2 separate regions of the Homo sapiens genome follow, and region 2 is linked to region 1. A link is an interaction called in ENCODE POLR2A ChIA-PET data of the cell type or tissue named here. Cell type or tissue: PC-9. All regions are shown on one strand.

Region 1 (4,000 bases):
CCACACTGCTTCATCTCATTCCTCTGTTCCGCAAAACTGCAAAGTTTCCCAGACCACAGTCAGGTTTCTCTGGGTAGATAGTGGTTGTCCAACTCTGTAAACTTAAGTCACTTTAAGTTTATGATGGAGGGGCTTCGTGAAACTTCATTGACCTTCCAAGGTGAAAATTGGTCAGTTTCCAGTTATAAAGGACATTAAGGATGGGTGTGGTGGCTGATATATGTAATCCCAGCACTTTTGGGAGACTGAGTCAGGAGGATCACTTAATCCTCATTTAAAAGGAGTTTGAGACCAGCCTGGGCAACAAAGTGAGGCCTTGTCTCTACAAAAAAATTAGCTGGGTGTGGTGGTAGGCACCTGTAGTCCCAACTACTCTGGAGACTGAGCTGAGAGAAGATTGTGTGAGGCTTGGAGGTTGAGGCTGCAGTGAACGGACATCACACCACTACACTCTAGTCAGGTGACAGAGCAAGACTCTCTAAATAAATAGGAACATTAGATGGTCTCTCTGCACTCTTGCCTGGTGGGGACGTGTTAGATACCCTCGTTAGGTTGTGATTTAGTTTTTAATCTGTGAGATGTTTGGGCCAAACAACTTTTAGCTGCCATGGAATAAACTTTACAGTCAGCGTGTGAGTTTGTGTTTGCCTTTACTTTTTTTTTTCTATATTGTTTTGGTCCATTTTTATCTTTTAATTTCAGAAAGCTGATTAATCTCTTCCTTTTCTCTTTAAAAATTTTCTTTATCATGTTTGTGCTACAGTGGTTATTTTGAGAACTTGTTGGCAGGATAAGTGGCAAAAGTTACGAAGTAGAATAGAGATGATTTCTGTTTTTTTTTTTTTTTCTTTTTTTTGAGACAGTCTCACTCTCTTGCCTAGGCTGGAGTGCAGTGGCGTGATCCTGGCTCACTGTGGCTGCCGCCCTCCGGATTCAAGCGATTCGCCTGACTCAGCCTCCCAAAAAGCTGGGATTACAGGCGCATGCCACCACACCCAGCTAATTTTTGTGTTTTTAGTAGAGATGGGTGTTCACCATGTTGGCCAGGCTGGTCTCAGACTCCTGACCTCAGGTGATCTGCCTGCCTCGGCACTCCCAAAGTGCTGGGATTACAGACGTGAGCCACCACGCCCGGCTGAGATTATTTCTTTTTTTATTATAGCTATTGCTTGTAGATATATGCTGGTGGTTATCTGTGAAAATGTAATAGAAAGGCTGGGCACGGTGGCTCACACCTGTAATCCCAGCACTTTGGGAGGCTGAGGTGGGCGGATCACAAGGTCAGGAGTGGGAGACCAGCCTGGCCAATATGGTGAAACCCCGTCTCTACCAAAAATACAAAAATTAGCTGGGCGTGGTGGCAGGCACCTATAGTCCCAGTGACTCGGGAGGCTGAGGCAGGAGAATCGCTTGAACCCAGGAGGCAGAGGTTGCAGTGAGCTGAGATCATGCTATTGCACACCAGCCTGGGCGACAGAGTGAGACTCTGTCTCAAAAAGAAAAAAAAAAAAGTAATAGACCAATCTTGGATTTATAATTGGAAGTGTTGATCCCTTTATTTGCAGAATTTGAAGGACTTAAGAGCACAAGTTGAGAGAAACAAATGACACAGCTCTTTTTGCACTTTGTAATATTCTAGAAAAAGCCTCAGGTAAAAGGAAAATTGTTTCACTTTGTTTCTGCTGTTAATTTTGTGATGGCAGTAACTACATATGATCTACAAGTGTAAAATTGTTTAACAAGTCTTAAGTTTTCTATACTTCTATGTAACTTTTTAGATCTTTCATTTGGTACATGTTATTTAAAGAGCTACAAAGTGCTAAATATGTCCTGGGATGAACAGTCAACCCTGGAAGATTTATTGTGGCCTAGAGGGGTGCTCAAAGATTTGGAGGAAGTAGTATTTGAATTAGACCTTGAAGGATTGGTGGGATTTAGCCAAGTAGAATGACAAGAAAATGAGTGTGTGAGGGAGCAATGTGAATGAAATTATTGAGGGAAGGAGGTGTAAAAGGTGGGGTGGCTTCTGACTGTGTGACTAGAACAGAGGCTGTGTGTAGTGGTGAGGCCAAGCTGTGATAGTTCTTGAATGCCAGACTCATGAGTTTGGGCTTTATCCTGTAGTCCAGGAGTTATAAACTGTTTACAGGGAGCAGGTAAGCAATTTAAATGAACAGTAGGCTGCTTCTAAGAATCTGAATGACAACTGACACTTTAGACCTTGGGTTGGGGAGAAAATGGGAAATAATAACAGCCTTGGGGAAGTCTAGGAGTCCTTATGCCCTGCTTAAGGTGAAACTGATACAGAATTCTGGCTGATGGTTGCTATTTGAGATGCTGTTTCTAGATTTTTCAAGAGGGCGGAAATTTGGATTTTTATGATTTTTTTTTTTCTTTTTTGAGATGGAGTTTTACTCTTGTTGCCCAGGCTAGAGTGCAATGGTGTGATCTCGGCTCACTGCAACCTCTGCCTCCCGGGTACAAGTGATTCTCCTTCCTTAGCCTCCTGAGTAGCCAGGATTACAGGCACCCACCACCATGCCCGGCTAGTTTTTTTTTTTTTTTTTTTTTTTGTATTTTTAGTAGAGACGGGGTTTCACCATGTTGGCCAGGCTGGTCTCGAACTCCTGACCTCAGGTGATCCACCTGCCTCAGCCTCCCAAAATGATGGGATTACAGGCATGAGCCACCGCACCCAGCCCTTTTTATGATTTTTAAACTTGGATTTTAAGTGTTTTTCATTAATTAGAATCTAAAACGGTATTTGCGCCTATACTTTGTAGGCTAGGTTTAATCTGCGGACCACCAGGGGACTACAGGTCTCAATCTCTGCTTTATGCCCAGTTATTTTATTTTTTAAATGAAAGTTTTCAAAGCAGGTATTTACAGTATTCTTGAGGATAGGAACCTTACTAAATTACTTTGTATTCTGTTTAGCATTTATGCATTTGAATGTAGGCACTCAAATACTTGGTGATTTAATGATGCCTATTATTAAAAAAACACTGTGGTAATAATATGGAGACAGGAGTTACCTGGAGGCAGAGATAATAGGCTGTTACAATAGTTGTAGTGTGAGAGATCAAGCCAAAGCATAGAATGTTGGTAGTGCGAATGGGGAGGAAGATTCCAGTCACTGCAAAGGAGGAATTCGGCAGTTTCTGGCATAGATGTTGTAGCAGGCATCCAAATAGATTGGATGCCTGCTAAGCATTCGGGGAAGTAGGACTGGAGTTGAGGAATCGATTAGGATAAGTATTTAAAGATGTGACTTAACATGTAATCACTGAGAATATGGCGTATGGGAATTAGTAAAGGATTAGGATGCTTTGTTGCCCTTAGGAGATAGGGGACCAGTTATACCCGGAAAAACAAGAAAGGAAATCAGAATATATTCTCATGACAAATGGACAACATATACATACAAGATGCTCATGGCAGCAGTATTAGTAGTAGAGAAAAGTTGGCAACAACAAAATATGCATCAATGGACTACCATGCAGTTTTAAATCAAGACATAGAGATAGATCTGTGGGCCCTGAAGTGGGAGAATGTCTATGATACATTGTTGAACTAGAGAAAAACCTTTCCAAAAGTTGTAAAGCAGTAAGTTTAGCAGTAACTTTATTTTGTGAAAAGCACATAAACCCAAACTGTGTGTATATTTTGTGCATATAAAAAGATTGGGAAGAATACATAATAAATATTAATACTCTGGGGGCCGGGCGCAGTGGCTAACGCCTGTAATCCCAGCACTTTGGGAGGCCAGGAGGGTGAGTCACGAGGTCAGGAGTTCAAGACCAGCCTGGCCAAGATGGTGAAACCCCGTCTCTACTAAAACTACAAAAATTAGCCAGTCATGGTGGCAGGCGCCTGTAATCCCAGCTACTCGGGAGGCTGAGGCAGGAGAATTGCTTGAACCTGGGTGGCAGAGTTTGCAGTGAGCTGAAATCGTGCCATTGCACTCCAGCCTGGGCGACAGAGTGAGACTCTGTCTCAA
Region 2 (4,000 bases), 140 kb before region 1:
CTGAAAAACACAATCATTTCTAATTCCATCCGTAGTACAGTTTATATACTTACTAGGCCAAGCTGTCCAACCCACGGCCCTCAGGCTGCAGACATGCTTTGAATGCGGCCCAACACAAATTCATCAACTTTCTTAAAACACTATGAGTTTTTCTGGGATTTTTTTTCTTTTTTAGCTCATAAGCTATCATTAGTGTTAGTGTATTTTATATGTGGCCCAAGACAGTTTTCTTCTTCCAGTGCGGCCTGGGGAAGCCAAAAGATTGGACACCCCTGTAACTAGGCATTCAGATAAAAACAGAAAAAAAATCAGCAAGAATCCAAATATTAAGTCATTTAAACCTGAATATCAAGACATTTAGGAACCTAAACCCCAGATCACAGTAATCTTTATAGGGCAAATATTCACCCAAAGTGATTAGAATTTGTGTTTGCTTTTTTTTTTCTTTTCTTTTTTTGAGATGGAGTCTCACTCTGTTGCCCAGGCTGGCGTGCAGTGGCGTGATCTTGGCTAACTGCAACCTCTGCCTCCCAGGTTCAAGCAATTCTCCTGTCTCAGCCTCCCGAGTAGCTGGGACTACAGGCGCCCGCCACCACGCCCGGCTAATTTTTTATATTTTTAGCAGAGATGGGGTTTCACCGTGTTAGCCAGGATGGTCTCGATCTCCTGACCTCGTGATCCGCCTGCCTCAGCCTCCAAAAGTGCTGGGATTACAGGCGTGAGCCGCCGCGCCCAGCATGTTTGCTTATTTTTAAAACTTCATTAGAAGCCAGGTGCATTGGCTCACTCCTGTAATCCCAACACTTAGGGAGGCAGAGACGGGAGGATTGCTGGAGCCTAGGAGTTTGAGACCTGTCTGAGCAGCACAGCGAGACCCCGTTCTCTACAAAAAAGAAAAAAAAAAAGAAAACCACCACCATCTTACCAGAAATGCCTGAGAAAAAAACAGAAGAGCTGGCAAACCCATGGTCAAGAGGAAGATGCTCTAGGGAAGAGAAAGAAATACTCCGGCCTGGTAACCTCGGAGTTTGGTTAATGTAGTTCGACTCGTAGCTATCTGTGGGCAGTCACTTGGTGGTGGCTGAAGTCTAAGAGAATCTCAGAGCCCAGATATAAGGATGTGGCATCTTTTGTGGAAGTCACATTCTGGTTTCTCCAGTCATCGTTGGTGGATGCCCAGCACTGACTGATCTAGGACTATAAAAAGAGCTGTGGTAGCCGGGCACGGTGGCTCACACCTGGAGGCGGAGGTTGGAATAAGCCAAGATCGAACCACTGCACTCCAGCCTGGGCGACAGAGCAAGACTCCATCTCAAAAAATAAATTAATTAATTAAAATAAATAAATAATAATTTTTTAAAATAAAATAAATCTTTAAAAATTAAAATACAAATACAAAAATCTGGGCGTGGTGGTACACACCTGTAATCCCAACTACTTGGGAGGTTAAGGCAAGACAATCGCTTGAACCCAGGAGGTGGAAGTTGCTGAGATTGCACCACTGCACTCCAGCCTTGGCAACAGAACAAAATCGTGTCCCAAAAAAAACAAAACAAAACAAAAAAAAGGCCTGTGGGTAAAGTCAAGTATTTATTCATCCAACATCATTCATTTAGTAGCAACCATCTTCTGGAAAGGCACTGGGAGTGCAGAAATGAACACGGCACAATCTTTGCACCTTCCCAGGGCACAGGCTATGAGATCAGTCACTCTAGCAGGACAGGTGACTAGAGGGCGGGGCGCCACGGCCATGAGGGGCACTCTGCAGTCCTTGGGGGCCCCGCCCCTTTTCTTGAGCTCTGGTCCTTAAACTCTGAACCTCAGGTCCTCATCTGTGAAGATGGGGATAAAATGCCTAACAGGCCAAGTTACAGTAAGTTCTGAAATGTGTCTGACAGATGGTGGGCCCTCTGGAAATGGTAACCGTTATCTATAATTTATTATGATTATTATAACAACAAAGGGGTGGATGAGGCCCTACAGGGGAAGGAGTGCTTTCTCCTGCCCAGCAGGGGCCAGAAAAGCTTAATAGAGAGGGTGACATTTGAACTGAATCTCAAGTCAGAGAGCCTCTATAGGTTCAGGTGATGGGCATCAGAGAGCATATGAGGTCTCTTCAGTTGTGCTCCAAACCTTAAGTTGTATGCATACGGACGGCCTGTACTTTCCAACATACTTTTTTTTGTTCGTTTGTTTTTTGAGACAGTGTCTCACTCTGTCACCAGGCTGGAGTACAGTGGTGCGATATTGGCTCTCAACCTCCTGGGCTCAAGCGATCCTCCAACTTCAGCCTCCCAAGTAGCTGGGACTACACGCGGGTGCCACCATGCCCAGCTAATTTTTTTGTGTATTTTTTTGTAGAAACAAGGTTTTGCCCAGGCTGGTCTTGAACTCCTGGGCTCAAGCGATCCAGCTGCCTCAACCGCCCAAAGTGTTGGGACTACACTCATGAGCCACTGCACCCAGCCCCAACATATTCTTAAAGGGTTAGTGACCACCTCAAAAGGTGAAGAGCTACCTACACTGGTCTAGAAGTATAACTAAAAGTTCGCCAGGCAGGCAACATAGGAAAGGTCATCTCCAGCATGGCAAACAGTTTAGAAAGAAGTAAAGTGGCTTCGTGGGCACATGACCTATGCAGTCACAGAGTCTGACACTCGGAGCGCCTGTGCTCCCTTCAAAGTGCTGCTGCTGCTGTCACCCTCAAACTTCTTGATTTTTTTATTTTTTATTTTTTTTTTTGAGACAGAGTCTTGCTCTGTCACCAGGCTGGAGTGCAGTGGCGCAATCTCGGCTCACTGCAACCTCCACCTCATGGGTTCAAGTGATTCTCCTGCCTCAGCCTCCCAAGTAGCTGGGATTACAGGTGCCCACCATCACGCCCGGCTAATTTTTTGTATTTTTAGTAGAGGTAGGGTTTCACCATGTTGGCGAGGATGGTCTTGATCTCCTGACCTTGTGATCCACCCACCTCGGCCTCCCAAAGTGCTGGGATTACAGGCGTGAGCCACCACGCCCGGCCAACGATTTCTTAACAAGAATCAAAGAAGCAAGCCCAGGACCCTGGACACAGCAGCACAGGTGAAAGGGGCAGAGCTTGAGAGTGGCAGCGCAGTTGGCTTCGGGCTCCGGGAAGCCAGAGGTGCATCAAGTCCCGAAAGTGAGCAAAGTACTTCTCACAGAGAACGGGGACTAACTCACCGGGGAGCTGAAACAAGAGCCTTGCAAATTATCTAGCCTGTGCTTCTGAGAAGCATGGCATTTTCAGAAAATTCCCAGCAGGTGGTGGGCACAGGTGCTTGGTGGAAAATGGCAGGAGATGAGGTTAAAAAAGTAAGACAGACCAGATGAAAGATGTAAGATTCTAGCTAAGAAACTTCAGAACCTAGGAAGAGGCAGAGGTTGCAGTGAACCGAGAGCGTGCCATTGCACTCCAGCCTGGGTGACAAGAGTGAAACAAACTCAAAAAAGAAAAACAACTGCTCTAAAGGTGCGGAAGGAGACATTCAAGGATGTTTTTGGTTTCGTGTTGAGACAGGGTCCTGCTCTGTCCCCCAGGCTCTTGTGCAGTGGCACAATCACATCTCACTGCAGCCTCGACCTCCAGGGGTCAAGGGATCCTCCCAGCTCAGTCTCCAGAGTAGCTGGGACCACACGTGTGAGCCACCAAGCCTGGCTAAGTTTTTTTTTGTTTGCTTTTTGTTTTTTGTTAGAGACAGGATCTCACTTTGTTGCCAGGTTGGTCTCAAACTCCTTGGCTCAAGCAATCCTCCTGCCTCAGCCTCCCAGGGTGCTGAGATTACAGGCGTGAGCTACTAAACCCAGTCTGAAGGATATAAAAAGTGAAATGGCATGGCATTTCACTGTTAAAAAGATTACTCTAGTGGCTTCAAGAGGATGAATTGGAAGGATTAACAACTGTAGGCCAGGCGAGGTGGCTCACGCCTGTAATCCCAGCATTTTGGGAGGCCAAGGCGGGTGAATCACCTGAGGTCAGGAG

What was found. Peaks named below come from ENCODE experiments on the same cell type or tissue, not always from the same donor. Only the 100,000 strongest peaks of a DNase experiment are listed, where the experiment ranks them.
Region 2: POLR2A ChIA-PET joins it to region 1 with 5 read pairs; 3 of 35 experiments call an interaction of 5 or more read pairs at or near these places.

What each region holds. Positions count from the first base shown.
Region 1 is chr7:152,427,032-152,431,031 of GRCh38, reverse strand. The region is part of intron 1 of KMT2C (lysine methyltransferase 2C); the gene reads left to right. Among named protein-coding and RNA genes, the nearest start is that of KMT2C, 7.0 kb to the left of the region's middle. In PC-9, no CTCF peak of the experiment used is centred here; no DNase peak of the experiment used is centred here; H3K27ac peaks cover 629 bases.
Region 2 is chr7:152,566,909-152,570,908 of GRCh38, reverse strand. No RefSeq gene overlaps it. Among named protein-coding and RNA genes, the nearest start is that of LINC01003, 100 kb to the right of the region's middle. In PC-9, no CTCF peak of the experiment used is centred here; no DNase peak of the experiment used is centred here.